Regions from separate parts of the Homo sapiens genome. Here region 2 is linked to region 1. A link is a loop called in an ENCODE intact Hi-C map of the cell type or tissue named here. Cell type or tissue: prostate gland. All regions are shown on one strand. Each heading gives the region's core, and the rest is flanking DNA. Links, peaks and the distances in the headings are about the cores only. Region 1 holds the start of CDR2 (cerebellar degeneration related protein 2). Region 2 overlaps EEF2K (eukaryotic elongation factor 2 kinase).

Region 1 (2,903 bases), core at 267-2,766:
ATGGCGCAATCTCGGCTCACTGCAACTTCCACCTCCCGGGTTTCAAGCAATTCTCCTGCCTCAGCCTTCCAAGTAGTTGGGATTACAGGCATGCGCCACCACGCCCAGCTAATTTTGTATTTTTAGTAGAGATGGGGTTTCTCCATGTTGGTCAGGCTGGCCTCGAACTCTCGACCTCAGGTGATCCGCCCGCCTCGGCCTCCCAAAATGCTGGGATTACAGGCGTGAGCCACCGTGTCCAGCCTCGGAAAACTCTTAATTGCTTCCCATTTTTAGTTCTGGCAGCTCTCTCCATATTTGTGGAAACTATTCATTGGATTATCAATGTAAGGTATTATCTGTCGACTCACTTCTAAAATAGATCAGGATTTAACACTCCTCTCCACCTCTTCCCTCTCTCTGAATTTCTAACAGTTTATTACCTCATGTTCTAGAGATAATCTTTCAATTGTATACTTAAACCTCGATTTTTTTTTGTTTCGTTGCTCAAAGTTAGTTAGATATTGGCCCTGTTGTCTTCCATCAGCTGCACCTTTACCTTTACGTCAAGGTTGAGAACATTGACCTTCAGGTCTGTCATCCTGCTTAAGAGTTTCCGTGCTTTGTCTGCAAGATGGTGCTTAAAGCTTTACCTAGGAGCAGTATTTGCTGGGTTATGTCGGTGGAGGACAGCGTGCTCTGCCTCGCTGGCTACTAAGTGCTGGAGCTGCAGCCTGTCCCCTCCAGGTGCAATGTCACGTCCCCAGATGCTTAACTTGTGGTCTAGGGGTACCTTTTAAAAATCGTTGCAACACTGCTTACAATTTTCGCCCTCCAAGTGGACAGCTTCGGGCATCCCTCACCGCCCCAGATTCTCAAGGGGGTCTGGTGCCCACCGTTTTATGTAGCGTGAGTTTAATTCCCAGGGCTCAGATGTCAAGGAGACAAGAGCTACCGCTCAGTGGGCGTTTTCTCAACCCAAACTCCCGATCGACCTCGAGTCTCCCCGCCGGACCCGGAGCAAATCTCAGAGTCAAGATGCGAGAAGGGGTGGCCGGGCGGCGGACCTCAGGCTTCCGGCACCCTTGCGCTTCCCGCCGGCACGAAGGACTCCCCTGGACAACCGCCCGCCTCTCAGAGGCCGGAGTCCTAGGCCCTCCGGCCTGCGTTGCCTGTCCACAGACGCGCCGGCCTCGGGACACCCACCACAGGGGTAAGACGCGCCTCTGCCAGCTCCCCAGCCCGAAACCCAGAACGCCCTCCTAGGAGCCTCACAGCGCAGATCAGGGGACGGGCTTTCGGCCGCACCCCTTCACTCTTTCCCCGCCTTCTTTGTTTATTCCGGACCCACCATTGGCTGCTTGCCCTCGATACCGGGCGAGCCGCCGGTCTTTGGAGAGAGGCGATTGGACGAAGTCCCTGCCGCTCGGCCAGCAGCCCGCTCGCGATTGGTTGAGGCGCCGCCGGGGGTTTGAATCGCATCCCCGGCCGGGGAGGGTTCTGCCAAAGTGCCACGTTGGGCCCGGCGGCGGCGTGAAGACTGGCGGCTGCGTGAGACTCCGGCTCCAGGCGTTCGCACCGTAATGCCCGGCCGTTGGGGCCGTCGGTAGGCGCGAGGCGAGTCGAGGCAGCCGGCCGGTCGGCGGCCGCCGGCGGGAACGGGGCTGAGGCGGCGCAGCGGAGTCTGGGCGGCGGCGCGTCCCGCCCGAGGGCGGCTCTGGCTGAGGGCGGAGGGGCCGGGGAAGAGCCCGGGGCAGCGGCTGAGGCGGGACGGCGGCGGGGGCCGCTGCCCCTAGAAGACCCAGCCGAGATGCTGGCGGAAAACCTGGTAGAGGAGTTTGAGATGAAGGAGGACGAGCCGTGGTACGACCACCAGGACCTCCAGCAAGGTGAGGGCGGGGGCGCCCCGCGGGCGGGCGGCGGCCTGGCCCGGGAGGCCCCCGCTGCGAAACTGTTAAAAAGTTGCTTTTTGTGGCGGCGGAGGATGCAGGTGCCGGGAAGGGCTCAGGCTCACCTGGCGGCTGGGCCGGCCGTGCCCGCGGATCCCGCCCGCAGGAAGCCTCGGCACGGGGCCCACGGCCTTGCTAATGCGCAGTTGAATATCAGCCCCGAGGCGCGTGGGGGCCAGGGACGAGCCAGGCACCGTTTTAAGCGCTTTCCGTGGATTAGCTAGTTTAATCCTCACTGCATTCCTCCGAGGCAGACCCGGGTGAGCCAGTGTGTCCCGCAGTAAGTGGCATAGCCCGAGAAGCCGCCCCGTCGCAGGCTGTCTAGCCCAGCGCCTTTCATGGCCAGCGTGGAGGGCCGGCTGCTGCAGGTGGTAGTTGTTTTGCGGCGTAGCGGGAGCTGTGCGCTCCGCACCGTAACTCCAGGAGACAGTAACTTTTTAAAAATTAATGTTTGAGGGTACATGGTAGGTGTATATATTTGTGGGGTACATGAGATGTTTGGATACAGGCACGCAGTGTGAAATAAGCACGTGATGGAGAACGGGGCGTCCATCCCAGCATTTATCCATTGAGGTACAAACAATCCAATTACACACTTTTGTTATCCCATTTTCCATATGAGGAAAGCGGAGATTAAAACGGTAAAGTGGCTTGCCTAAAGCTAAGTGTGGGAGGGAGTGTTTTTTGAACCCACACACTCAGAAGAAGAGTTGTAGTCACTGCTCAAACCCCATCTCTTCCTTACCATCCTAGTTTACAGTTTTTTTCAGTTGGGCGTTAAGCTGTTAGGCATAGTTCACCAGATGCCAATTGAAACGACAGAAGAAAGAGCGCATCTATCTCTGCCACTTTTCTTCAGTTTGCACGCCAGCTTTCACTTAGAAACAGGCCTGCCGATGGTGTCTCCAGAGAACAATCGTAGAGTAGCCCACTCTTTGGGGCCAGTGGGGCCCCTGTTTTTCTTATACTAATAGC
Region 2 (2,903 bases), core at 267-2,766, 160 kb after region 1:
AGCAATTTGTTACAGCAGCAATTGGAAACTAACGAAGTCCTGAAGAGCAGCTCTCAACCTTGGGCAATTTTGCTCCCTCAAGGGACATTTGGCAATGTCTAGAGACATTTTCAGTTGTTGAAACTCTAGGGGTGCAACTAGCATCTAGTGGATAGAGGCCAGGGATGCTGCCAAACATCCTAAAATAAACAGAACAGTCCCCTGCAGTGAAGAAGGTCCGGCCCAATGTCAGTGCCGAGGCTGAGAAACCCAGCTCTAGAATGAATCTGGTGGAATTTCTTTCTTTTGTTTTTTGAGATGGAGTCTCACTCTGTCGCCCAGGCTGGAGTGCAGCAACTACATCTTGGCTCACTGCAAACTCCATCTCCCAGGTTCAAGTGATTCTTGTGCCTCAGCCTCCTGAGTAGCTGGGATTACAGGTGTGTGCCACCATGCCTGGCTCATTTTTGTATTTTTAGTAGAGACAGGGTTTCACCATGTCACCCAGGCTGATCTTGAACTCCTGACCTCAGGTGATCCACCCATCTCCGCCTCCCAAAGTGCTGGGATTACAGGCGTGAGCCACTGTGCCTGGCCTCTTTCTTTCTTTTTTAAGAGACTGGGTGGGTGTCTTGATCTCTCATCCAGGCTGGAGTGCAGTGGCATAATCACAGCTCACTGCATCCTTGAACTCCTGGGCTTAAGGGATCCTCCCGCCTCAGCCTCCTGAGTAGCTGGGACTACAGGCCTGTGCCACTATGCCTGGCTTATTTTAAAAAATTTTTTGTAGAGATGGTGTCTTGCCACTCCTGGACTCAAGTGATCCTCCAGCCACAGCCTCCCAAAGTGTTGGAATTACAGGTGTGAGCCACTGTGTCCAGCCTCTGGTGTAATTTTAAGGAGCCCTCCCCAACCCTCTCTTCCCCTTTTCCTTTTAAAAACAAATCTCCCCACATACCATAAAGAGACAGAGAAGGCCAGGTGCGGTGGCTCACGACTGTAATCCCAGCACTTTGGGAGGCCGAGGCAGGCGGATCACGAGGTCAGGAGTTTGAGACCTGACCAACATGGTGAAAACCCCATCTCTACTAAAAATACAAAAACCAGCTGGGTGTGGTGGTGTGTACCTGTAATCCCAGCTACTTTAGGAGGCCAAGGCAGAAGAATTGCTTGAACCTGGGAGGCGGAGGTTGCAGTGAGCCAAGATCGTGCCACTGCACTCCAGCCTGGGTGACACAGCAAGACTCTGTCTCAAAAAAAAAAAAAGAAAGAGACAGAGAAATCAACTTACCGATGTAAACAGCAACCTGCTGCAGAAGCCAGAGATACGTCATCATTTGCTCTGCTAAAGGCTCGTAAAAATATCATTGCAGTACACTGTGTTTTCTGCATATAAAACTGTCATCATGCAAGGGCTATTTTATTGTTTCAGGAATCTGAAAAATGCATTTTGGAATATGAAACACAAAATATAATTATAGCTTTGATTAGCAAAATGCACAAGGGAGCTTGAACTGTAATGTTTAATCACTTGCTGGGCACTCTCTGCATGTCCACGGTACACTCTACTCCTGGTGGGTCAGCTCAGGGATACAGCACGTCTCACTTCTCACATGAACTGTGTGCCCAGCCCTCTCGGTGGCCAGACCATGTGAGTGTCTTGAACAAAAGGGGCCGTGTGTCTTGTTCCTCTGCAGCTCCCAGCCCAAAGCACAATGCCTGGCACACACCATAAATGCACAAGTGCATGCTGCATGAATGAACGAGTAAGTGAAGAAAAGCTGGCAGTTTCCTGCTGATATAATGGAGAAACAGAAGGACTTTTGGGTTGTGGCTGGGCACGGTGGTTGACCCCTGTAATCCCAGCACTTTGGGAGACCGAGGCAGGCAGATCACTTGAGGCCAGGAGTTCGAGACCAGCCTGGGCAACATGGAGAAACCCCATCTCTACCAAAAATACAAAAATTAGCCAGGTGTGGTGGCACACGACCTGTATAGTCCCAGCTACTTGAGAGGCTGAAGCATGAGAATCACTTGAACCAAGGAGACAGAGGTTGCAGTAAGCCAAGATTGTGCCACTGCACTCCAGCCTGGGCAGCAGGGCAAGACTCTATCCCCCCGCCCCCAGACCTCCGAAAAAACAAACAAACAAAAACAAACAAAACAACCTACTGTGTTGTAACTACATAGGAGTTACTTAGTCCAATGACATGGCTGAGGTCGTAGTGGGAAAGACTGGCTCATGGAGGACCTGATAAGCACCAAAACCAGATCTAGCCAAACAAGGCCTTTGGGATGAATTCAAGTCCTGGCCCTGCCACAGTCAGCTGAGGAATGCTGGGGGAAATTACTTAACCTTCTGAACCTCAGCTTCTTCATCTGTAAAATTCATCTACTCAACAGAGTGGAGCAAAGTGAGCAAGGTGGAGAAGAAGTGAGAGAGGGGGCCTGAAAACCACAGGTGGCACAGAGAGCTGGCTTTCCTCCAGGAATCCTTTCTCCCCTGCCTGGCCACGGACATTTCCCAGCATCCCTTGCAGCTAGGTAAGGTCATGTGACTGCATTCTGGCCAATGAAAGAGCACAAATAACTTGTACCATTTCTGAGCCCGTCCAGCAGCCCATTTTCCATACCCTGGTTGGCTTCCTCTCCACTGTGATCCTGCCCAGAACAGATTGGTAGCATTTCAGTATCACTTACAAAGCACTTGCTACATAACTCCTCCCAGCTCCCTAGAAGGCAGGCACTCCTTCCTCCTCGGGCTCTGAACATGCTATGCCCTCTGTCTGGTACACACCCCAGCCTGTCCTCCCTACTCATCCCCTGGCCAACTTGACTGCTCATCCCTCAGGTCTCAGCTTAGATATCACCTCCTTCATGAAGCCTCCCCTGAACCCCAGGAGTTAGTCGCTCTTAGCTTCATT

What was found. Hi-C counts contacts between places; a loop is a spot of excess contacts. Peaks named below come from ENCODE experiments on the same cell type or tissue, not always from the same donor. Only the 100,000 strongest peaks of a DNase experiment are listed, where the experiment ranks them.
Region 2: it touches region 1 in a loop (5-fold over the local background); 6 of 110 quality-filtered maps call a loop at or near these places.

The regions. Positions count from the first base shown.
Region 1 is chr16:22,373,196-22,376,098 of GRCh38, reverse strand. It overlaps CDR2 (cerebellar degeneration related protein 2), which reads left to right and starts at 1,480. Exons shown (of 5, transcript NM_001802.2): 1 at 1,480-1,868. The coding sequence starts at 1,790. It overlaps CDR2-DT (CDR2 divergent transcript), which reads right to left and starts at 1,212. Exons shown (of 3, transcript NR_148970.1): 1 at 876-1,212; 2 at 539-772. RefSeq lists enhancers at 708-757, 1,098-1,177 and a silencer at 1,718-1,947. In prostate gland, for the core only: a CTCF peak has its summit at 1,500; DNase peaks (open chromatin) are centred at 1,378 and 2,088; H3K4me3 peaks cover 2,335 bases; H3K27ac peaks cover 2,263 bases.
Region 2 is chr16:22,210,671-22,213,573 of GRCh38, reverse strand. All of the region lies in intron 1 of EEF2K (eukaryotic elongation factor 2 kinase), which reads right to left. Among named protein-coding and RNA genes, the nearest start is that of EEF2K, 5.8 kb to the right of the region's middle. In prostate gland, for the core only: a CTCF peak has its summit at 1,607; DNase peaks (open chromatin) are centred at 1,303 and 1,633; H3K27ac peaks cover 2,500 bases.